Regions from separate parts of the Homo sapiens genome. Here regions 1, 2, 3 and 4 are each linked to region 5. A link is a loop called in an ENCODE intact Hi-C map of the cell type or tissue named here. Cell type or tissue: Calu3. All regions are shown on one strand. Region 1 overlaps RABGAP1L (RAB GTPase activating protein 1 like). Region 2 overlaps RABGAP1L (RAB GTPase activating protein 1 like). Region 3 overlaps RABGAP1L (RAB GTPase activating protein 1 like). Region 4 overlaps RABGAP1L (RAB GTPase activating protein 1 like). Region 5 overlaps RABGAP1L (RAB GTPase activating protein 1 like).

Region 1 (5,000 bases), 76 kb after region 5:
AGAGCTCAAGCTTGAGAACCCAACTCCCTGTGGATTTTATTGCTAATTAATTTTTTCAGACTAGAGGCAGTTTAAATTCATCCCTAATGCAGAGTTGAGTATGCAAAATATTCTTAATTACCAATTTATGTTTTCCTTCAAAACACTGAAAATGTAAATGCCAAAGAGAGGTGGCACCAAATTACTGGAAAGTTACCATTGGAAGCCTTTGAGTCACAAAGTTGAGTAGTCTTTAGGATGCAGAAATATATTAGACCAAGCCTGATTCCTCAGAGATGTAGAGAATTTGTTGAAATATAGTTTAGCACTTCACAATATCAAAACTCCTGAAATAAAATGCTTCTCATTTCACTTACAAAACAAAACAAAACAAAACAAAACTCCTTTCTAAATAGAATCATGAATCCTTAGTTTTCTCCTTTAAGAAAAAGATGAGGTTCAGGGAAGTAATGACTTCACCTGGACATTAAAACACATGTCTTCAGCTCTTTTTATTTCTTCTTTAAATGACAAAGGAACTACATTTCTCAAAAATATCCCCCCTATAATTGTATGCTAGTCACTGCATCAAACTTTGTTTTGGAATGACAAATAGACTTTCCTTAGGATGGGAAATTTCTTATTTACATGGCTATCTAACATGTCTGTTATGATTGTACAGAAGAGATTATATTTGCATGTAAATACATACATAAAGACTGAACTAGTAATTGTAAAGATAAGTATAAATAGAGATGAATTATAGTGAAGGGAGATATAGGAGAGAAAAGAGTTAAATTCAGTCATGTAAATACTGTACTGAAAAGACTCTAATATGAGAGAACCATAGTGAGGAAATAGTCTAAAATGGTATTAAACTCCATTCTATAAAACAGACAAGGCTAAATTATTCTTATTCCATTACCACATAATGGTATAGGACTACTGTAAACCAATTACCTTATAGAATAGTTGCTAGGTATAGTTCTCAAGCCTGCAACAGCGATTGTGGGTATTTAATTTTAACCCTTGGTAGGAAATGAGGAAGGGTGATTTTTCTCTTATTCAGGAAATCAAATAACAAGCAAGTCAGACTTCCCAGATTCACAGCACAGAAGCCAGCAGCTTTAAGCTGTTTCACAGATAAACAGTTCAATCATTCTAGGAGAGAAACCTAAAATTTCCTACCAAAGTATTTTTAGGTGGTAAAATTCTCTATCAAAAAACAAAACAAAACAACAATCAAATTGGCAATCTAATGGGGAGGTTAGAAAGCAAACCACACACAGTCTAGATAAGTTGCTATGTCTGTTGTAAAATTTAACCCTTTGGAGATATACATAACAGAATGCCTACATCAAGCACTTGGGTATTCTGCTTTATTGCTGAGCCTAGCCAGGCAGAAAACCATTTTTTTGCTGCCACAGAGATAATGCCACTAATGTGACCCTGGGCTCTGAGAAAAGAGCCATGATCTCCTCTAACCAATTAAGGGGTGGTGTGGACCAGGCTCCAAATGAGCTGCACAACAGTGGCCACTCAGCATTTCCTTCTCGGCAGAATGGGGAGAAGGAGAAGAAAACCAGAGACAACAAGCCTCTTTCAGAGATACAAGGAATTTTCACAGAGGATAGCAGATTCCCTACAAATGAAGTTCAATGAAAAACAATCTCACCGCCAGAAGCCGAGGCACAAACAGACGATGCCCCATCCCCAGAAGTTCCAGCACTCGACACGCATACTCATTCACCAGCTTGCTCCTCTCGTCGTGCATGTCCTGGGACTTTTTGACAGGAGGTGTGAGCTTAGCAGCTGGGGCTGGGCAGGGCACCCCTTCTTCCATGAGCACTAAGTAGGTATCCAGAATGAGAAAGATGGATCTCTTATCCACAATATTAAGAACTGCGGTGGGAGGGGAGCCAGGTTTAGGTCTCCCTGGGAGGACGTACAAGCCAGTCTGTGGTGGGAATTGTCAGCTAATGTCTCCACAAGAAAAACATTTTGGCTAAATTATCCACTGCGAGAACCCCAAAGTAGACTGGAAAATGAAAATGAAATCAAGTACTGATCTAAATAAAAAACGGCAAAAGCAATCGAATGCGAGAAAATGGCCAAGAGTGATGCAGGAGAGTTCAGATACATGTGTAAAAACGGACAAGCTGCTTAGAAGGGTCTAGCATGTGAGAATGTGTGAGAGTGTGTGTGTGTGTGTGTGTGTGTGTGTGTGTGTGTGTGTGTGTGTGTGCGAGAAAGGGTGTGTGTGCGTGTCTATGTGTGAGAAGACAGCAGCAGCAGTAGCCAGGAAGCCAGGGCAGTTGTGAAGCTGCAAGGAGAAAACGATGAGCTCATTGCAATCCTCGATTCGTGACAAGCAGCGCTGTTGTTGCTGCTGCTGCTGCTACTGCTGCTGCTGCTGCCTCTCGCTGTGAATCAGTAATGAAGGGGTAGGGAAGGAAGGGGAGGGAAGAGGAGGAGGTAGGTGAATGAGCATGCAGAGTGTGTCTCAGGGGAGAATGCTGTAATAAGAAGCCAATGGCGAGCCATTGGACAGATGCGCTTCCCCCTCCCAGTCTACCTTCAATCAGTGTTAGTCTGACAGCTTATGCTGTTGAATCCTAAGCCACAGAGAGATGAACTAGCTTTTCCTAACATGTGACGCTCACAGAAAAAAATCAGACAGCCAGTCATCTGAACAGCTGACCTTTATTCACTCTTGCTTTCTAACAACGAGAATAGATCTTATACTTGGATTTAAAGTGGGATGTTCCAATCCTTATTAGATGACTGAAACCGCTACAGAAGAGAGGTATTAGGGTAAAATGATAGAGTATGGACAGAAGAGCCAAAGACCAAGCAACCAAGAAATGACACACCCTCAAGTTGAAGTGTTTATGCAATAATAATGACTCTTTGCAATGCAAATACAAGAAGCATTTCAGGATTCTGGGAAGGCTGGCCATGATTAAAAGGAAGATTTTTGTAAACAAGCAATATGATAAATAATAAAAACCTAACACGTATTAAGAGTATACATTTAAAGAACTATTAGAATTGAAATTCTCAAAGCAAAAATAACTTTTGTATGCCACAGACCTTGATAAACACTCAGCTAATAGTTGAAAACATTGTTCTGATAAATCTCTGGTCAAATTAATCCTTCCCCAGTAATATAAAAATTATCCATAGTTCAAAATTTTACAATCTTAGTGCTAATGTGTTATATTAGTTTACTTGTTGTGAATAAATAATCAGTTGTAGCCAAATGAAGGCAAAATGACCAAATCACCATAGGGACAGTCTCTTAACTTTATCCTAACAATTAACTAATCCATATTCAGCATCTTGATTCTGTGGTTCTGTAGTTGCTCTCTTAAGTACCAGGCTGGTTTCTCCATACAAATTATAGCATGGTACAAAGAGAAACAAGGCTAAGAGAGCCAGAGCATGTATTTTGTGAGTCTTAGTTTTCTACTCTGACAAATAAGAGTTACATATCTACAAATAACCAAATAGAAACATATTTATTGATGTATGTCTGTAGGCCTAAATAAATAGATTAATTATGAAAATGAGCTTAAAGAAATAGGAAGGGAGATTCTGCCTCCCTTAACAATATATTATTTGGTTTTGTTTTTCCAAAATCTCAGAAAAACAAGAATTTTAAGAAATTTAACATTTAAGTATTATTTAACAAGTTATTTTAAATGAAATATTTATATATTGCTGTCAAGCCTTTTATCTCTTCCAAAAATGATTTCTTTTTTTTTTTGTTTGAAACGGATTGTCGCTCTGTCACCCAGGCTGGAGTGCAGTGGCAGCATCTCAGCTGCAAGCTCTGCCTCCCGGGTTCACATCATTCTCCTGTCTCAGCCTCCCGAGTAGCTGGGACTACAAGCGCCCGCCACCACACCCAGCTATTTTTTTTTTTTTTTTTTGTATTTTTAGTAGAGATGGGGTTTCACCGTGTTAGCCAGGATGGTCTCGATCTCCTGACCTTGTGATCCGCCTGCCTCGGCCTCCCAAAGTGCTAAAATGATTTCTTAACAAACTAAATAAAGTAGAGCTAGGAACAGTAGTGTGTGCCTGTATTCCCAGCTACTCCAGAGGCTGAGGTGGGAGGATCCTTTGAGCTCAGGAGTTCCAGGCTCTAATGTGCTACGTTCCTGCCTGTGAACAGCCACTACACTCTAACCTGGGCAACATAGTGGAACCCCATCTCTAAAAACAAAAACAAAAAACTATGCAAAGTAAAGATCTTAATGTAAAATGATCATAAGCATAGAATATTACGTATATACAAATAAATTTCAGGTCCTAAAGTTCTGGAGTAAATGTTTGATGTACTGCCTAGGATGAGGATAGGTTCAGCTGGAAGAGGGAGGCCATAAGAAGGAAAAGGTTCTGGGCCTTTCATACTGTATCCCTAAACACACACACACACCCACACCCACACACCACACACCACACCCCACACACACACACACATCCCCCCACACCTCCCCATACCCCACACCACACACACACTCCCCACACACCCCCCCACACACCCACACTCCCACTCCACACTACACGCCCACACACCACCACATACACCCCCACACATCACACCCCCCACACCCTCCTGCACACACCCACAGACACACCACACACACACCCCCTACACACACATCCCACACACCACACACACACACCCCCCCAACACCACGCACATTTAGACACACACACACTCCCCTCAGCTCCATTTTTACCTTGTATATATACTGGTGTTCTGCATTAAATTTTGTTTGATAGGACTGTGCTACTGCTATGTACAGCACTGCCATAGACATTTCACATTTAAGAACAAGGGAACATCCTGAATTGCTCTTAAATGTGAATGAAGAATTCAGTGACTTCTTAGGTTATAGGATTTTTTTCTAGTTGACTTTTTAAAGGGTAGGGAAGATGTTTCCACTCAACTAACTTGGTCTTGAAAAGTACTAGCTGAAGCATTTTTTCTTACATAAACCAGAAACAGGACT
Region 2 (5,000 bases), 110 kb after region 5:
ACCTTGGCCTCCCAAAGTGCTGGGATTACAGGCCTGAGCCACTGCCCTGACCAAAATTGTACATTTTATGTTACGTATATTATACTACAATAAACAAAATTAAAGGTAGTGAAGATTAGTTATTTTTTTTTGTTTTGTTTTTTGTTTTTTTTTGAGACAGTCTGACTCTGTCGTCCAGGCTGTAGTGCAGTGGCGTGATCTCAGCTCACTGCAACCTCTGCCTCCCGGCTTCAAGCAATTCTTTGCCTCAGCCTCTCGAGTAGCTGGGATTACAGGCACCCACCACCAGGCCCGGCTAATTTTTTGTATTTTTAGTAGAGATGGGGTTTCACCATCTTGGCCAGGCTGGTCTTGAACTTCTGACCTCGTGATCCACCTGCCTCGGCCTTCCAAAGTGCTGGGATTATAGGCGTGGGCCAATGTGCCCGGCCGTGAAGATTAGTTTTAAAGTGCTTAGCACAGCATCAGATACATTTTAAGTGCTCAATAAATGATAGGTGTCTTACTATTAATTTTATTTATTAAACATTTAAAAAATGCATTTGAGAGCTCATTACAAACTGTTTAAATGCTACACAATTATATTGTTATTGATGGTAGCTGTCAGATTTTTTTTACATAGATCCAACACATTGCTTGGATATCTAGAAATACCTGATAGAATGATCACAGTGCAGAGGTGTGAGTGCTAGAAAATACACACACTAACATTTCACTAATGTAGAACAAATGGGTTGTTTATATTCAAGTATGGTTATAAAGAGATTTTTAAGTTGAAATGAAAACATTTTGGTGGTATTCATCTTGAAGTATAACAAATAAAATATTCCTTTGCTCCTAATTTTATTATATTGTTCTGTAAACACTTTTTTTTTTGTAAAAGAGGCAAAGATAAATTTAGCCAAGCACTTAAACAACAAACATGCAAATTATACAAAGATTCTTATCTACTCATTAAAGGACTGAAATGGTTATATAAGACATACAAACATACACACATATACACACACCTATAGCACAGATTGACACAGCTGGCATGACATAAATTTAGAGCATGCTTCCCTGTCTCTTTATTTTATAAGTTAGGAAATTAAGTGTTAAAAGGTTAGATGATTTGATTAAAATTCCACAATAAATTGATGGCAGAAATGTAATTAAAGCCCCTCAGAATCGTATCCTGCGCATCCCCCTCAAATGTGCCATGGCAAAGGACTTGCCTCAGCCATTCTTCCTCATTCCTCTTCTACATGCTGTTCACTCTCACCCTCATGTCCTATTCTCAGGTTAGATGCCACCTTTGGAAAATGTTTACTAGTTTCCCAGAATGAATTTGGCATTCTGCCTTTAGGCTCCCAAAGATCCCTTTTAAACCCCAGGATCAAACACACTGAATTCTTATGTCTGTGTGCCTCCCCTATTAGATGTGACAACTTCAGGACACAGAATGTCATCTCTGTATCCCCTGACATCTAACCCAGGGACTGTCAATAGTGAATATCTGTTGAATAAGTGAACTAACTAACCATCACAGGCTTCTCCAAAGAGAGACAGGAAAGATGGGATCAAGGACATAGTGAGGAAGTTAGCCTTGGAATGGGGGCAGAACAGACCTTCATTAAAGACAAGAGCAAAGCAGAAGAGGATGAAGACAGAGAGGGATTTTTAAGTAAAAGGGATGGAAGCTTAAATGAGTACTTATTTTGCTCACAAAAATAGAACAAGGAGGAAACTGGATTTTTTTGTTCTGTTTGTTCTCTGTCAAGGGAGCTTGTATTTCTTAGGGTACATTAAGTTCAATTTAATCACTGACTACTTGGAAATGGTGTGTTTATTCAACTGTCTTCCCTTCTTGATATTTTGGATTGTTTCATGAGAAATAAGTAATGAGAAATTGCTTCAACAAATTTAAGGTATTATATAATATGTGCATGGTACTGTGATGATATACATTTTTTCCTGATACAGATCCCTGTTTCATAAAATGTATTATTTCTGAAACTTTAAAACTTTAAAATTCCTTGAGTATCCTAATTAGAAGCCCAGTATTTGTGTTTGTTGGTTTGTTTTAGCATTTACTAGATAGCATCTTGAAACTAACCTATCATCAAACTGAAGATGCACTAGAGAAAGTTAAAAACAAACAAATGAAATATTCAAGTAACAAATGATCCAGGAGTGGTGTTTTACTGCCACCAACAGGACAATAGGCATTCCTTCATGAAAGTTACAAAACTAATGGAATGTACAAAATCATTGCAAATCCAAAAAAAAAGTTTATGAGTTGTTTCATTCTTTTTTTCAGGTGTTTAGACTTCTATTTTTGTAACATGAATATTAACTACAGAAACTACATTCCCAACTTCAGTTCTTCCTTAAGTCACTATCTTCAAACACAGAAACAAGAACTTTTAACCCAAGTTGGTACATCAAAGACTAGGGAGAACTGAAATCCATTTTCCAGTTTCAAGGTCTTTTGCTTTTCTTTCTTTTTTTTTTGAGACGGAGTCTTGCTCTGTCGCCCAGGCTGGAGTGCAGTGGCGTGATCTCGGCTCACTGCAAGCTCTGCCTCCTGGGTTCACACCATTCTCCTGGCTCAGCCTCTGGAGTCGCTGGGACTACAGGCGCCCACCACCATGCCCGGCTAACTTCTTGATCTCATCTAGCCAACTCCCCTCCTGGCTTTAGCCTTCAAGCTGCCATTCATTATTCCTGGGCTTAAGCCAAGCTAACTTTGGGAAACATTTAGTTTATAGTTTAAATGATAATAGCCTTTCCCCAAAACTCAACCGACCTTGTAAAGCTAATGAGAGACCACCAGGCTAGGGGGATAGAGGAGCTTGAATTCTTCTATGGTGTGGACGTGATTGTCAGCCATTATTCTGGAGGTCACAAGATATGCAACTTTCCCAATTACTCCTGTAGATAACATCACTATTATAGAACCTAAGAATGGCCTTTTGGGATATCTTTTCAGGTTTTTTGCATGACACCAATGGCTCCACCTGGACCCACCAACTGCTCCTGTGGCCCCACCCAGAAGCAACTCAGCGCACAAGATGACCGTTTTCCACACCCCTATGATTGTGCCCCCAACCAATCAGCAGCAAGTATCCATTGTCTAGCCACCTCCACCCCTTCTTCCAAACTACCTTGGGAAAATCCCTAACCTTCAATGAGACTGATTTGAGTAATAATTCCATCACCTGCAAAGTGTGGCTGTCTTCATATCAATTAACCTCTTTCTTTACTGCAATGCTCCATGAATTGATTTTGTTTGTGCAGTGGGCAGGAAGCACCTGTCAGGTGGTTACAGTGACAATGGTGGTGACAGTAGTAATCCAGAAATGAAGTTCTAAGGAAAAAAAAAACTTTTCTGATAGAGGGTAAAAGAGATCAGGAACAAGACAAAGATAATTACTCTTGCCACTTCCATTCAACATTGTACTGTTAGCAGTGAATCTGTACAGGTCTGCAGCAACTCGAGATTCTTGCCTCCTCAATAAAAAGAATTTGTCCAAGAGGGCATAAGGCAGAGTGAGAGATTAAGGCAAGTTTTTGAGCAGGAGTGAGAATTTATTAAAAACTTTTAGAGCAGGAATGAAAGGAAGTAAAGTATTCTTGGAAGTGAGCCAAGCAGGCAACTTGAGAGATTCAAGTATACTGTCTGACCCTTGACTTAGGGTTTTATACATTGGCATGATTCCAGGGTTTGTGTTTCTTCTCCCCTGATTCTTCCCTTGGGGTGGGCTGTCCACATGCACAGTGGCCTGCTAGCCCTGGGGTGGGGCCGCATGTACAGTGTGTTTACTGAAGTTGTGTGCATGTTCATTTGAGGTATTTTTCCCTTACCAGTTGACTAGTGTTCCCAGAGGAGGGTCATATACCTGTTAAACTCCACCAGTTTGCCTCCTGGTGGGCATGCTTGAGCCTACTCGCAAAATCCTGAGATCTTATTAAGAAGCTGCTGATCACCAGCTTCAGGTGGTTTCTATCTATTGGGAGACAGCCTTTCCCTGGCGCAAGCTACAACCATTATGTTAGATAGTTTAACAACTGCATGACCATTACCTGATGGTCACCTGACATTCCTGGGGAGGAGGGCCCTCTCCTGTCCTGTTCATGTCTGCCTAGTTACCTATTCTGCCAGTACTGGAGGTTTTAGTCAGAGGAATTAGGCAAGAAAAAGAAAGAAAATGCATCCAAATCAGAAAGGAAGAAGTAAAAATATGTCTACAAGATGACTGATACAATTTGGCTTTGTGTCCCCACCCAAATCTCATCTTGAATTGTACTCGCATAATTCCCATGTGTTGTGGGAGGGACCAGGTGGAGATAACCGAATCATGGGGGTGGTTTCCTCCATACTGTTCTTGTGGTAGTGAATAAGTCTCACGAAATCTGATGTTTTAATAAGGGGAAACTTGTTTCACTTTGCTCTCATTCTCTCTCTTGCCACAGCCGCGTGAGATGTGCCTTTCACCTTCAGGCATGATTGTGAGGCCTCCCCAGCCACATGGAACTGTAAGTCCAATAAACCCCTTTTTTTTGTAAATTGCCCAGTCTCGGGTATGTCTTTATCAGCTGCATGAAAACATACTAATACAATGACATCTTGTATTTCAAAAATCTTGGGAAACACACAATACACATACATGAATATTAAAGCTGAAAATGAGTTCAACAAGGTTGCAGGTTATAAGATCAATATAGATAAGTTGGTTCTATTTAACCTGGGAGGCGGAGCTTGCAGTGAGCCGAGATTGCGCCACTGCACTACAGCCTGGGTGACAGGGTGAGACTCCGTCTCAAAAAAAAAAAAAAGGAAAGTCAGTTGTATTTTTGGATACCAGTAATGAGGACGCAGTGAAAATGAAATTAACAAACAATTCAATTCACAATAGCATCAAGCAGAATAAAAGTTAGAATTAAATTTTTTCAAGTGCTTTAAGACTTTTGTATGCTAAAAACCACAAAGTATCATCAAAAAAAATTAAATAAGA
Region 3 (5,000 bases), 91 kb before region 5:
TGATAAAAAAACAAACAAAAAAACGAAACAAACAAACAAACAAAAAGAAAGAAAAAAAAAAAACCAAGTCACTAATTCTTATGAAGCAAGGCCTTTCCTTAACTAAACACTATGAACTTGGTATGTTCACAACTATTTTCAGAATAGCTATTTCATGTCTTCCATTCCAAAGTATCAAAATTGCTTTCTTTGCTACTGTTAACAGTTATAGGAGATTCAAAAGAGAGCTGACAGGAAAGACTAATGTCATGAGACCTTCCTGTTTTTCAGATTTACACGTCTAACAGTGTTTTCTGCAAAGGTGGCAAAAACTCAGACAAAGCAGTGACAAAAAACTAGAAGACAAATATATGTTTTGGAAGATAGTTTATCATAGCATACCAGGTAATGTGAAGTTAATTGTATCTTCTATATAACAACCTGGTGTTTGTTATATTGAAAGAGAAGACAATTTCTTTCTTTTTCCTGTTTTTTAAAACAAGGGCTAAGAAACACATGGTAAGGGCAAAGTCTGAGGCTTTCACAGAGGCAGAGGATCCATAAACAGGGAAGGCTGTCAGAGAAGTTAAAGGACAAAACCGCACCTTGATTATACCAGCCACCAGGGCCCATTTCTGTCTTTTTTTTTTTTTTTGGAAAAAAATAAGAATAGTTGGAGAATGTTAAAACATTATTGAAAAACATATCGACTAAAAAAGATAAAAACAATCCCAAATCACTTTAATACTTTAAATAAATTCACAATAGAATTCTACTCAGTGTTAAAATACTGGAGAAGGCTGGGTGCAGTGGCTCATGACTGTAATCTCAATACTTTGGGAGCCTGAGACCGGAGGATTGCTTGAGCCCAGGAATTCAAGACCAGCCTCAGCAACATGGCAATACCCCATCTCTACAAAAAAATTTTTAAAAATTAGCTGGGTACAGCTGGGCACAGTGGCTCATGTCTGTAATCCCAGCACTTTGGGTGGCTGAGGTGGGTGGACCACTTGAGGTCAGTTCAAGACCAGCCTGGCCAACATGGTGAAACCTCATCTCCACTAAAACAAAACACAAAAATTAGATGGGTGTGGTGATACACACCTGTAATCTCAGCTACTCGGGAGGCTGAGGCAGGAGAATTGCTTGAACCTGAAAGGCAGAGCTTGCAGTGAGCCAGAATTGCACCACTGCACTTCAGCCTAGGTGACAGAGTTAGTGAGACTCCATCTCAAAAAAAAAAAAAAAAAAAAATTAGCTGGGTGGTGTGGTGTGCACACATGATCCCAGCTACTGGGGAGGCTGAGGTTGGAGAATCACTTGAACCCAGGAAGTCAAGGCTGCAGTGAACTATGATCATGCCACTGCACTCTAGCCTGGGTGACAGAGTGAGAACCTGTGTCAAAAAAAAAAAAAAGAAAGAAAGAAAATATAATAACAGGAAATGCTTACGCTGCCTTCCTTGTAGGGGGGAAAAAAACCCCAATAAATAATTGGAGAATCTCATTGTAACAATATAAACAACCAATATTAACTGTAGGTAGTGAATTTTCTTTATTGTTGTCCTTGTTCTTTTAAAAATGTTTTCAAGTTTTCTACAATGAATATATATTTGTAATAGGATTTAAAAAATAGTTTTATTAAGAAAAAAAGGAATTCAGAATTTTAATTCCATTGGAAGGGATAAGATGCCAAAATGAGAAAAAAAAATTTAAGTCCACTTCTGTTAGAAGGTCATATTCTACACAAAACCATATTGGATCCTCCTTTTTGACCAAGATATAATGTAACCCCTCAGAAGTGGTGCCTTGTGAGGAACTCTTTCCCTAGATGTTCCTGAGAAGACTGTGAATGCTCTTGTAGAGGCAACTTGTACTCATCAGATTCTGTCTGTTCCCCTCAATCTACAGAAGTTACACCCTCCCACAGAAGCATAATAAATGTGGAGACTAAAAAACAAATTTCTAAAAAGCCAGAGCTTCTACAATGAAATCTTTGAATCTTTGCCTAAGCAACACAATTTCTAGCAGGGGCTGGAGAGTTAGCCTTTATTTCTGATATATCTATTACTCCTTTTCATGGAAAAAAAACATATAGGAAACTTAGATTAAAAAAAAAGATTTGAGAAGCTTTTTCAATAAATTTCCTCCCAGCCAGGAAAGAGTAACAATACCAGCACAATTTCAACATGACATATTTCACAATGCAGGCTGCTTAGCCAGGGAAGAGATTTTTCTCATTTCTTGATAAATATCTTCAAGAAACTAAGATAAGACTACTTCAATAGGTATTCCTGAGTTAAGTATCCTATTGCTATTGAAATTGTACTTGTATAACCCCAAAGTACAAAAAGCTCCCTCGACTATTATGTACATTACATTCATTTGGCACAAGTGAAAATGTTGCCACTACCAGTTTTTCAGGTTACAATTACATGCTTAGAATTGAGTTAAAGTAACCTCCAAGTAAAGTCATAGGATGTTCATGGAAAAGTACTTTGTTCAAGTATTTAGAAATCATACCAGGTAGCTACTTCACTGTTGATTAGAGATAAATGTCTGATGGATTATCTGTTATATAAGAAAGAGGTGTGAGTTCAGCTGAAATTCTGACTAGTAACTTCTCATTACAATGACTGTTGCAACTGAAACCCTTCCTTACAGACACACAGCTAAAGGGGCAAGGGCAAGGGTGGGAAAAGATTTGGGAGAAACTGAGTGTCTCAGAGTCCCTGCAAAGCAAAATAGCCTAGAGGGCACGCCTACTGGCTTTTGCTTTAGCAAGAAGCTTCAATTTAGTGTCTGCAAAGCAAGCAGCACAGTGGGAAGTGTCAGACTCCTGCTCTGCACTCACAGACAAGTGGGAAAGCAAGCTACGGGGCCAAAAATGCAGTATCATCCTCCAAAGTATGAACCCAGGGTGAGTGCTACTGAGCACTACAGTGAGACCCTGCTACTGAGATGGAGATTTTCTACAAAGAACTTGCCCACACTTACCTACTGAGGGCTAAACAGAGCTTATATTAACGTGGCTGTCTTTTACAGTTCTTCTCAAGGAGCCAAAACTGTTTTCAATACTGACCAATTCTAGAAAAAGTTTGCCTGTATACTAGAATGGAGAAGAGAGTTTGGTTTTGATGGTCTTGGAAAAGGCAGTAACCCTGCTTGGTTCATTTTGAAATGTTGACAAGGGTTGCCCATGGAAGACAGACTTAAAGTCAGCCCCAATAACCTCAGTCAGCCCAGAGAAATTCACATGCTGTAAGTTTGCACAAGCAGATGTGCTAAATGCTCAAAGCCTGTAAACAAAACAGGCAAACTGGCTCCCTCTTGCCTTTCAGAAAAGATTACAGGAGACACTGCTTACATAACTCTTAAAACTCACATCACACTGTCTGAAACATATACTCCCCATCTCACACAACTGACACCGTTTGAACAAAAAGCAGATAACAACTGTCCTCATAGTTTCACCCCTTATGGATAGGAGATGTACAGCTGGGAAAGTTTGGTTAGTAACTTTTGGGAGGAGGATACTGCATTTTTCAAAGAGACAGACACTGATGTTACAGACATACATAGATTAAAAAAAAAACTTACCTCCTCAAAAGTCATAGACCAACTACTGTTTTCAATCATAGGTACAAAGACAATTAAAAAAAAAGAATATCCAATGAAATTGAACACCTACTAAAATATTTATGAAATGGCAATAACAAAAACAGACACTTCTTAATGCTCTTTTGCTTTTCCTTTGAGTGTCATATAACTCTAAGTTCTCTCTGTGACCGCAAACATTCAATGGAACAAAGATACTTGAGGTAGCCAGTGGGCAAGTCTCAACTCAGGAAGACTCATATCTTCAAACTCCTCCCTCTCCACATTGCTGTTTACAGTTTGCATGAATGACTAAAATGCTGTATGTGGGACTATTAAGGAACTACGGTGTGAGGTGTTGATACTGTGTTGTTAAAGCTGGGTGGAAGGAACTTCCTTATATGACAAGGTCAGAAATCTTGCAAAATAGTTCATCTTCAGACAAAAGAATGAAATTGCTGGGCAGGGCAATGCAAAAGAAAAATGGATCCTGGATCTCATGTGTACCTGGGGGCTGAAGTCTGGGTGAAGCGGTTCAAGGGATTGTGAACGTCATTTATTTCAAGATGAGAAACCAGAGAAATGTGAACTGTTAATTAAAAGTAAAGAAACTAAGCTTTAAAGGAAAAAATGACGAGGAGGGAGGCGGCTTTATAAACCCTAGCTCAATATTTTGGGTGTTGTCTGCTGCTATGATGAATTCTTGGCACATGCTTTTAAAGACTTTTAAGGGTCAGGAGAAAATGTTTTCCTAAAAGACTCAGTGCAAATTTATTAGCAACAACACACTCAACTCTCACATATTTTCTTTTGGATACCTCTTTTAAAAGAGTTGACAGCTATCATATTCAAGTTTTCAAATGCCTACAGATAAAATGTTTAAATATCTATGTTGTCCATAATGAAGATCTGAGAAAGAAAATATGGATATTTGAAGGTTTTGTGCTTCCCTCCTTTACTCATCACATCCAATTTTATCTTTGTAGTGGAAAATTTCAAATTTTTAAATGTCAAACTAAAAACAAAATCTTGTCAGTGATAAATGACAGCTGGCCAAACAGACTGCATTTCTTTCAGCGCTTAAAAAACTATCTTAGGTTATACTCTTGCACAGGGGTCAGCAAACTTCTAGTGTAAATTGCCAGAAAGTAACTATATTAGGCTTTGCAGGTCGCATGGTCTATGTTGAAATTTCTCAACTCTACAAATGTCATACAAAACCAGCCATACACTATAAATAAATAAACAGGTGTGGTTGTGTTCCAATAAAACTTGGTTTACAAAAACTGGCAGTGAGCCAGATTTGGCCTATAAACCACAGTCTGCAGATCCTTGCTCTACTCTAGTACACAAATCAAATTTTCAAAAAGCAGATGCATTCTAGATGATATAGAAACATATTAGTGTCAGGTAATTTTCTCAGTA
Region 4 (5,000 bases), 60 kb after region 5:
GACCTTCCTAACAATAACCTGATAATTTATGTCTCCTATTTTAAATCCTTCAGTGCTTATCACTCCCCTCAGGATAAAATCCAAATTGCTTACCGTGGTTTACAAGGCTCTGCACAAGCTGGCTGGCTCCTGCTTACCTCTCTAGTCTTTTCTCTATCTACTCCCCTAACTGCCTCTCCCTCCTTGCAACCTACTCTCCAGTCATGACCTACATTCAGGTCTTGGGCAACTCCATATTTTTTTTACCTATGGGCTTCTGCATATTGTCTGCATGAAACATCCTTCTCCCTGCCTTGATACACTCCTTAACTCCTAATAATCTTTCAGATTTCATTTTAACTCTTACTTCCTCTGAAAAGTCCTCTTGGCATAGTTCCTGGGACACAACAGGCACTCAATAAATAACTTTTCTTTCCTAATTTTCTTCCTTTAGGTTAATGTCAGATTTTGCCTTTTAATTTTGCTCAAATTATTTTACTAATGAAATACAAGTGAAATAAACTAACATATTTTAAAAAGCTCTATTATAAAGCTCTACCAACAGAAAATTTTGGATGATTGTGCTTATGAACTTTGCTACTACTGAAGTCCATCGTAAATATGGTACTTGGAACATTATTCCAAATAAAAATCAACTTAAAAACAAAACAAAACAAAAAAAAAGGACTGACCGAGTGCAGTGGCTCACGCCTGTAATCCCAGTACTTTGGGAAGCCAAGGTGGGTGGATCATGAGATCAGGAGATCGAGACTATCCTGGCCAACATGGTGAAACCCTGAATCTACTAAAACACAAAAAATTAGCCAGGCATGGTGGCGCACGCCTGTAGTCCCAGCTACTCGGAAGGCTGGGCAGGGGAACTGCTTGAACCAGGGAGGCGAAGGTTGCAGGAGGCAGGGATCGCGCCATTGCATTCCAGCCTGGTGACAGAGCAAGACTCCATCTCAAAAAAAAAAAAAAAAGACTTGTTTCTTAGCCTTTGGAGAATAATTCTCAGGAAAAGTTTACATGGCCATAGAGCTAAGCTACATATGCACCTATTTGAGCTGTAAGGAGGCATAAAATACTGAATCATAAATCATAAACCAATCAAATACCTGACAGTTTCTGACCAACAGGAATGGTAATTTCATCAATTCAACCTGATACAATATAAATGGTATTGAATAAAAATATGTAGAAAAACAGGTAATCAGATCAAGAATTATAAAGATTATGTGTATATGCACTTAATAAAGCTATATATTACGAGGCCTGGTGTGGTGGCTCACGCCTGTAATCCTAACACTTTGGGTGGCCAAGGGGGGTGGATAACCTGAGGTCGGGAGTATGAGACTAGCCTGATGGAGAAACCCCATCTCTACTAAAAATAGAACATTATCTGGGCGTGGTGGTGCATGCCTATAATCCCAGCTACTCGGGAGGCTGAAGCAGGAGAATTGCTTGAATCCGGGAGGCGGAGGTTGCAGTGAGCTGAGATGGCACCATTGCACTCCAGCCTGGGCAACAAGAGCAAAACTCTATCTCAAAAAAAAAAAAAAAAAAAAAAGCTATGTATTATGTTACTAAGAAAAACAAAATGCTCATATGTTCATACAAAGAAATTCAAATTTCTGGTAATTCAGAGTCTCTGAAGCCAAAATCCAAGTTTAAGAAGCTCTGCAATGGCAGCATTTTTAACTATAAGGCAAAAATCAAAGTATGATATTTAATAAAAACTGACTCCCTGGGAAAATACAGGATATTCATATTAGGCACTTTAAACATCTTTTATTTAGGTCTTGATTTCAATATTAAAAGTAACCAAATGACTGTTCAAAGTAAAGCCTGATGGGTCAATATGTTTTCTGATTTTGGCCTAGTTGAAACCATAGGAACAGAAGGGTATTAGAATAACTTGGAGTCACATTAGTTAAATTACCAGTTTAGAAGCTATTGAAAATGTTCCTGATATTTAATGTCATACAAGTTTTGGAAAAATAAAATTATTTATCCAATCTAATGTGCTTTATTAACAAATCTTGTTGGTACACTCACAGAAATAAACCACATACAGAGCTAACAAGTTATTTTTTGCTTGCAACTGCTGCATCTATTTTAAAGCCAGTTTCAGTTTCACTGAAATCACTGGTTACAGTTCCTTAAAATTAAAGGAAAGTGATTATTTTGGGGGGTAATTAAATGGGAACATGTCCATTCAAAAAAGACACAACTATATACAACACCAACTTTGAAAATAATTTAAAAATGTTTAAAACTTGATTACTTTTGGCAGAAATTCTATCTTTAATCTTAAATAGGCTATGGATAAGGAGTTAAACTTTCTTGCCTATTCCATGCCTGCAGTCACCTTTGTCCATGAATGCTTTGTCTAACACATAAGTCTCAGTCTATAAGTCCATCATCTCCTAAAATTTCCAACTGCCAGCACAAGCTGCTGTAATGATGGCATGATGACTCACATCCTTACCTACACATGCACTTCCATTATTCATTGTAACACCTCGTCATCTACAGCCTCTCATGGGTTGTGGCAGATCAGAGTGGGGAACGGGGAGGTGGTAGGAACAGTGGGATAGGTCTTAGTGTTTTTTCAAAACTACAAGCTATTGTAAAATCGATTTAGTGGGTTGTGGTCAGCCTTTTGGTTTGGGGATTTTCTTGGGATCCGGGGAGAAGTTTAAAATACAATACAATACAATACAATAGGTTGGGCAATGGTGGCTCACACCTGTAATCCCAGCACTTTGGGAAGCTGAGACGGACGGATTACTTGGGGTCAGGAGTTCGAGACCAGCCTGGCCAACATGGTGAAACCCTGTCTCTACTAAAAATACAAAAATAGCCAGGCGTGGTGGCACATGACTGTAGTCCCAGCTACTCAGGAGGCTGAGGCAGGAGAATTGCTTGAACCTGGGAGGTTGCAGTGAGCAGAGATTGTGCCACTGCACTCCAGCCTGGGCAACAGAATGAGACTCCATTTCAAAAAAAAAAAAGGAAATACAATACAATAGAACAAAAAACATCAGAGTGCCTCAGTGTAAGGGTAAGTATCTCTTCAGTTATGTGTATGTAAGTACGTACATATAGTCATGGTCTTGACATAAAAGCAACCAAAATATAGGTCTTGGTTTAAAAACAATTTTAGACCTTTGGATTGGAGACCTACATTCTAGTCCCAGCACAATCCCAGCCCAATACTGGATGACTTATGTCTTCCTTCTTTCAGTTTCACCTCACATCTGCCTCACAATCATTCACTCTACAATTATATGTTATAAATGAAATGGTGTCCCGTGGATACCGTCTTAAATATCCAAGAAAAAGGCATTCTCCTTAGATAATGCAAAGAAAACCCCACAAAAAACTATTAAAACTTTACAAATTATTAAATTATTAAAAATTTTAAATTATTGAAATCTTATTAAAAGCTTTAAAAATATTCATATTTACCTATTCATGTCCAAAAAATTTATTCTGGTTGTACCCAGCACTTCCCTTCCAGGAGCAGTCCATTTGGATTATATTTTGAACTTGTTTTCTAACATTTTACGCTTCTCCATCTCTCAGATCCCATGTTTCTGGATTGATAATAACTAGCCACCTCCAGGAACTTCATAAATTATATTGGAGAAAAAAATTTTCCCTATACATTTCATGTTTTTCAATTGTTTTCCTGGGTTTCTTTTGTCCTCAGTGACTTGGCAATCCTCTGAGATTTCCCTTGAAAACCTTTAACTTTTCACCTTACCTGTACCTCTTATTTCTCTACTCTTTTATTCTTAGAAATAAATATTTTATTTTAAAGGATGCCTACAACATTGACCCAATTTACAATACTTCTCTCTGGCATCTCCGAAACAATCAGTTGGCTGAAGCCTACCTTTCAAACTCACCACCCACAAAATTCAGTCAAAGGCATCATGCCCACTAGAGTATACTTTCAAAGTTACAAATAAATGTGGCTTACACTTTGGCCAAATAAAACAATCAGTCGTGAAGGCTTTAAAGAGTTTGCATTTCAGAATGAAAACTTCAGAAATCCATCTTTCTTATGATAGCTTTGGAAAATGATCTCTTTGAATATAAAGCTCACTTGAAAGACAAAATAATTTTTTTCTGCCCAGTTACTTACTTTCAGTGTACTTTTTAACTGTACTTTTTAACATTTATAATTTGATTTAAATTTAAAAAGATTGTGTTATACCAAAAAATGTTACAGTGGCTCTGGTGCCTAAAAGAAGTCTGTGTCAAAGTACCTTTTAAGTAATATGCTTAATAAGTTGATGGTGACTCTTATCTCCTAGTTGCGTAGTTCAAAATCAGTGCAATCATTTTAACTCTTCTTTTCTCCTCACACTCACATTTAATATATCAGGAAATCTTATTGGTTCTCTTTCAAAAATACTCAGGTTCCAACCATCTCCATCTCCACTCCATCTCTATCTCCACTGTTAACACCCTGGTTCAGTCTATCATCATCTCTCAAGAGGATTACTCCAAAATCTCCTGTTTGATGTCCCTACTTCTCTTACCTTCCTATGGTTGTTTTTAACAAAATAGCCATTGTGATCCTTTAAAAACCTCAGACAGATCATATCATTGCTCCACTAAAAACCCTGCAAGAGCTCCCTGCTTCACTCAAAGTAAAGCCTAAATGCTTACAATGGCCTACATTTTCTGGCTCTTTGTGAGCATTCCTACTACTCCCATTTCATTCACTTCACTCCAGCTGCACTGGCCTTCCTGTTTCTCAAGCCCACCCAGGCATGAGGCAGTCTCTGGACCTTTGAACTGGCTATTGACTCTGCCTAGAAAGCTTTTCCCCAGGACATCTCCATGACTAATCTCTCATCTCCTTCATTGACTCAGTGAGGTCCACATTGACTATCTAATAACAATCATAACCTTTGCTCCCCCACTAATCCAACCTCCCTTTATCTTCCCCTACTCTCTTTTTTTTCACAGCTATTTATCACTTTCTAACATGTTAAATAAAT
Region 5 (5,000 bases):
CTGATAATTATATACATATTTACAAGGCAGAAACTTAAGACAAAGTGATATTTGGCACTCTAAAATTCCTCTCAACCTCATTATATATGAAAGCATCAGCCTAACATTTTAAGTGTGCTACTGTTATATGAGTGTTTAATTATGTAAATAAATCTTTGAAAACCTGTAGACATAACACAAAGCCAACAGCAAGTTATGCCTCAGTTGCTACAGGAGTATAGATATCATGTTAGAAAAGAAAATACAGAACCAGAGTAGTGTGCAAGGCACCACCTACCATAGACCTGGGCTTGCTGATGGCCACCAGACTAGTGAGGAAGTCTTCATCGTGCAGCTGGCTGAAAACATGGGCGTCATAGGCTACCATAATGGAGATTTCTTCCATCATCTTGCCAGCTGGCCTTTCCACAGCAGCAGCTGCTGTCCCAGCTCCAGACCAGACTATCCAAGGAAAAATCCTACTGCAGCTCAGTGCCAGTGTACACACCCACCTGAGTTCGAGGGGGTGGAGTGTCAAAAATCCAGAAAGAAAGAAAGAGAAAGAAAAAAAAAGCGGCTGCTATCACAGGCTTGGCTAGCAATTCACCCCCAGTAGGAAACTAAAAGAGGTTTCTTATCTATGCAGGAAGTATACACTATAAACACCTTCTGCATTTATAACAGAGAAGCTGGAAAATTCAATTTTTGGAAACCTTTAAACTTCAAAAAAGAAATAAAGTTTCCTAACTAGAAATATCCTATAGCAATAACAACAACAAAAAAAACTGATTTGTGTTATGTTCTTGGTAATTAAAAATTTTCATAATAGCTCATCTTCTTACTGCAGTATTATTACATGAAGATTGTTCTTGGAGAAGAAGTAAATTTTCTTAGTGTTCTTAACGCTTATTTTTTCGTAATCTTAGAAAATAAACAGATGAAAACCATTTTAATTTCTCAGAATTTAAAGAATTCATAGTACAAGTGATCTCCTGAAGTCTGAAAAAAAAAATTTTCCCCTCTGAGTATTTCTGTTAAAGAAAAAAATGCCAAAACATAAAAATGAAACAGGGACAGCGATATCAATTAATAATCATTACTCCCTTTTCCTACTAAAAAAAATAAGTATTTTAAGCATAGTTTTGTGTTGTTATTCAGAAAGCAATACAAGAGTCTCATTTATAAACTGGTTGTTTTGCTCCCATAGATAAAAGTTCTCTTCATCTTTTATCTTTAAGGCTAGGGGTTTCTTTTAATTATTCAAATCAGTAGATAGCCATTAACTGTTGGTAGCTTAACCACCAGTAGTGCTTTTTAAATTACAGCTGGAGACCATAAATGAACTGCCATATTTCCAGATGAAAAGTTTGAAAGTTGCCCATAATCACCATTACAAAGTTGCTTGATCAGGAAATATAATGTATACTAATTTCATGGAAAAAGGATTAAGCAAATAAAAATAAGGGGAAGACAGATAAGGCTTCTCTGAAGTTGTTTTTCAATATTCCTAATTAAGCTAGTATCTTCCCTGCTTTTTCTAGATCATGACACTGCAGTACTTACTATGAGAAATATTCTTTGTTAGAACTAGAAATTAATTTGGCAAGTTCGTCTAAAATCAAAAGAAATAAGTTGAAATAAAACATTTCAACCAGTTGAAATGTTTAGTCTTCATTACCAATAGCAGGATTATGTTACCTAAATTTGTTTGCTTTTCAGAAAACAAAACTCAGAATGAGATCTATAGTGTTATTTTCCCATGTTTTCCAAAAGTATTTTTTTCATCTACATTAACATGATTACTTGTATAACACCTTGTCCCATTTAAATGTAATTAGTAGAGTTTTACAACTGCTATAGCATTCTAGCTTATAAGAGCGAGCACAAGGAAGGAGGGAAAAGCACCTGATTGCTAGGAAACAAGCAAATCTAATAAGCTTATTTAAACAAAAAAATGCAATATTTTAAATAAATCCACAAGATTAAAACAGCTTCAAACTGTGTTTGACCCTTGTTGGAGTCAGTAAAGCATTTTTACTTCATTTTTGTTCTACAGTGCTGCTTTGTCTGTTAAGCATTATTTTCGTTAACATTTTTTTCCTGCACATTTATCCTGACTCTGACTAACCAGGTAAAAATTAAATGATAATCAGGAGACAAGGCATTATAAGGTGTCCAGGCAGTTCATACCTTTTAAACTCCTTATCTTTTCAGAAGTACTTTAAAAGATACTGTGAACCTCTTCATGCATTCACCAGCACCAGAAGATTTCAGATTATCTTGCAACATTTTCTAGATGTGAAAGCAATTCCTCTTGCTTTCATATTTTTCTTTGCTATTCAGTGACTCAGAGCTTCCACACATGGATATCTGAATAAGGTGCACTGACAAAGACACCTGTTGTGGAAGGTAAAGAAAGTACTTCCCACAATGCCTTACTCCCTGCTGGCAACCACCCAGGGGCAAACAAGAGTTATAACCGCAGTTCAGCAGCGCCTATGCACCCTGGGAGAGTGCATTCAGCGTAACCATAGGTAATCTTCTTGGTTACGAAGAACCCTTATAACCCAAAAGAAAAGGACCAGAAAAAACAATTTTAAATAGCACCTAGAGGTGCTGTACATTAAACTCATAAAACATTTACGGCATCAGGCTATAAGCATGCAAAAACATTTTTAGAAAAATAATCAAAGGCTTTAAAAATAGTTTAAGTTTACATACACAGAAACTAATAACTTCAAATAATTCAGTCCTTTTAGAATTCTACACAGGTTCTTAGATAAATGTTTTAAAAAGCTTCTATAATTTATAACCTTCAACAGATTGTTCTAATTAGCCACAGTGACTAGAATTATTAATAACATGTCATTTCTAAACCCAAGTGGTCCTCTATTGTAGCTGCAGTGCACAGATTTTCTTGAGCAGGGACACTCTAAGTTTGATTTGCAATCTTCACCTTTTGTCACCCTTAAAATGTTCCTTAAAGTTTACTTTACTTTTCAGAGTCTGGGAAGGAAAAATTCAAGGTTTCGTTTCCCCTTATTAAGTGTACTATATTTGTGGTTCCAACGAAAAACATACTCTTTGAAAACTGATGATTAGAGAAACTGTCACTCTACCGTCATTTTCTCCGGTCTCAGAAATAACAGCTACACCAATACCCTCCAAAACTTCAGAAGCTATTGTACACAGTCCTGTCTACGAACTCCTGTTTTACCATCCCCCCAACCCATTGATTCCCTGGGTTGTTTACACCTGAGTGTCTGCAGTTATCGCCTTCACACCACGCAACTGCATTGGAAAAAAAAAAAAAAAAAAAAAAAAAGGCAGTGGTGTGGAGAATTACCTGAGATCAAGGGCTGTGGTGTGGACAATACCATTTGAAGCTAAAACTTACCAGGAGAAGAGTATCAAAACAGGCAACAGAAACCAGCCACACTCCCGGTAACCAAATAGATGGTCCTCAGTTCAAGCAGGAACTAGCTAGCTGTCCGTCCCCGGGCAAGTCATTTAACTTCGCTAGGTTTCAGTTTCCTCATGGTCATGTAAATTGAGAGGGAGAGAATAGATTCCTGGTTTCCACATGGGTATAGAAAGTCAAAAGCAATGTGTCCTATTCCTATTTCCTCCTATCAAATAGGTTTATTTGATAGAAGATATCAAATAGGTTTATTTGATAGAAATAGGTTTATTTGATAGAACCTATCGAATAGGTTTATTAGGTTTATAAACCCTTTCTGGATCTTATTAAGAAAATGTTTATGAATAAAATATCTCCAATGATTTTTAAATGTTGTTCTGAGATTTTACACTGAAAGAGTATTCCATACTAGTAGCTAATTTTGTCCCAACAGTCATCCTCCTAGAACTGTTCTTTTTAACAAAAGCATACCTGGGTCATACTATGAGTCAAATAAACCATCTATTCTCAAGTGTCAAATTTAGAGACAGCCGAAACAAAAATCAAGAAAAGCTTGAATAAGAAGTGGCTATTTTTCTATTGTGTTCTCTCCAATGCAGCAAAGTAGTTGCATTATGGGAGTAGCATTTTTTTATACATCAGTCAAAGCAGCAAGTATAAAAATTATCTCACCTCACCGGGCGCAGTGGCTCACACCTGTAATCCCAGCACTTTAGGAGGACGAGGTGCGTGGATCACAAGGTCAGGAGTTCGAGACCAGCCTGGCCAATATGGTGAAACCCCACCTCTACTAAAAATACAAAAATTAGCCAGGCGTGGTGGCGCGCGCCTGTAGACCCAGCTACTCAGGAGGCTGAAGCAGAATCACTTGAACCCGGGAGGCAGGGGTTGCAGTGAGCCAAGATTGTGCCACTGCACTCCAGCCTGGGCGACAGAGGGAGAATTCCATCTCGGAAAAAAAAAAAAAAAAAATTATCTCAACTCAGGAGAGTAGCAGTCAAGACCTTTTTCCTATATCTCATATTCTACTTGTTGAATATTCTCATCACGTCACCCATAAAATCAAGATCAGACAGAAAGAAAGACAAAACAACTACAAGAGAAATATGGCTTAGGCCAGGCACGGTGGCTCATGCCTGTAATCCCAGCACTTTTGGAGGCCGAGGCGGGTGGATCACGAGGTCAGGAGTTGGAGACCAGCCTGGCCAACATGGTGAAACCCCGTCTCTAATAAAAATACAAAAAAATTAGCCGGGCATGGTGGTGTGTGCCTGTAGTCCCAGCTACCCTGGAGGCTGAGGCAGGAGAATCGCTTGAACCCAGGAGGCAGAGGTTGCAGTGAGCCGAGATTGCACCACTGCACTCCAGCCTGGGCGACAGAGCAAAACTCTGTCTCAAAGAAATAAAAAAAGGAAATATGGTTTAGAGGGCAGAAAGGTCTTCTGCAACCCCCATATAGATGGGTAGCACCCTGGAGAAACTGTTCCTCCTGCATGACTGGCCCTCCTCTAATCTTTCATGAACATTCTTCCAGATGTTCCTAGGTAACTCTATGCAAACATTCACAAAGTATACATGACTCAATGTTAAGGATCTCCAA

The links. A loop is a pair of places that touch in the nucleus more often than their neighbours do. Peaks named below come from ENCODE experiments on the same cell type or tissue, not always from the same donor. Only the 100,000 strongest peaks of a DNase experiment are listed, where the experiment ranks them.
Region 1: it touches region 5 in a loop (3-fold over the local background); 10 of 110 quality-filtered maps call a loop at or near these places.
Region 2: a loop joins it to region 5, with 6 times the contacts of the local background. A loop is called at or near these places in 9 of 110 quality-filtered maps.
Region 3: a loop joins it to region 5, with 4 times the contacts of the local background. A loop is called at or near these places in 15 of 110 quality-filtered maps.
Region 4: a loop joins it to region 5, with 3.0 times the contacts of the local background. A loop is called at or near these places in 5 of 110 quality-filtered maps.

What each region holds. Positions count from the first base shown.
Region 1 is chr1:174,797,155-174,802,154 of GRCh38, reverse strand. The region is part of intron 18 of RABGAP1L (RAB GTPase activating protein 1 like); the gene reads right to left. Among named protein-coding and RNA genes, the nearest start is that of RABGAP1L-AS1, 150 kb to the left of the region's middle. In Calu3, no CTCF peak of the experiment used is centred here; a DNase peak (open chromatin) is centred at 2,384.
Region 2 is chr1:174,767,349-174,772,348 of GRCh38, reverse strand. All of the region lies in intron 18 of RABGAP1L (RAB GTPase activating protein 1 like), which reads right to left. Among named protein-coding and RNA genes, the nearest start is that of RABGAP1L-AS1, 180 kb to the left of the region's middle. In Calu3, a CTCF peak has its summit at 2,185 (motif pointing left); no DNase peak of the experiment used is centred here.
Region 3 is chr1:174,963,564-174,968,563 of GRCh38, reverse strand. All of the region lies in intron 20 of RABGAP1L (RAB GTPase activating protein 1 like), which reads right to left. Among named protein-coding and RNA genes, the nearest start is that of RABGAP1L-AS1, 12 kb to the right of the region's middle. In Calu3, no CTCF peak of the experiment used is centred here; a DNase peak (open chromatin) is centred at 3,913.
Region 4 is chr1:174,812,697-174,817,696 of GRCh38, reverse strand. The region is part of intron 19 of RABGAP1L (RAB GTPase activating protein 1 like); the gene reads right to left. Among named protein-coding and RNA genes, the nearest start is that of RABGAP1L-AS1, 140 kb to the left of the region's middle. In Calu3, no CTCF peak of the experiment used is centred here; a DNase peak (open chromatin) is centred at 2,526.
Region 5 is chr1:174,872,883-174,877,882 of GRCh38, reverse strand. The region is part of intron 19 of RABGAP1L (RAB GTPase activating protein 1 like); the gene reads right to left. Among named protein-coding and RNA genes, the nearest start is that of RABGAP1L-AS1, 79 kb to the left of the region's middle. In Calu3, no CTCF peak of the experiment used is centred here; DNase peaks (open chromatin) are centred at 432, 2,432, 3,212 and 3,462.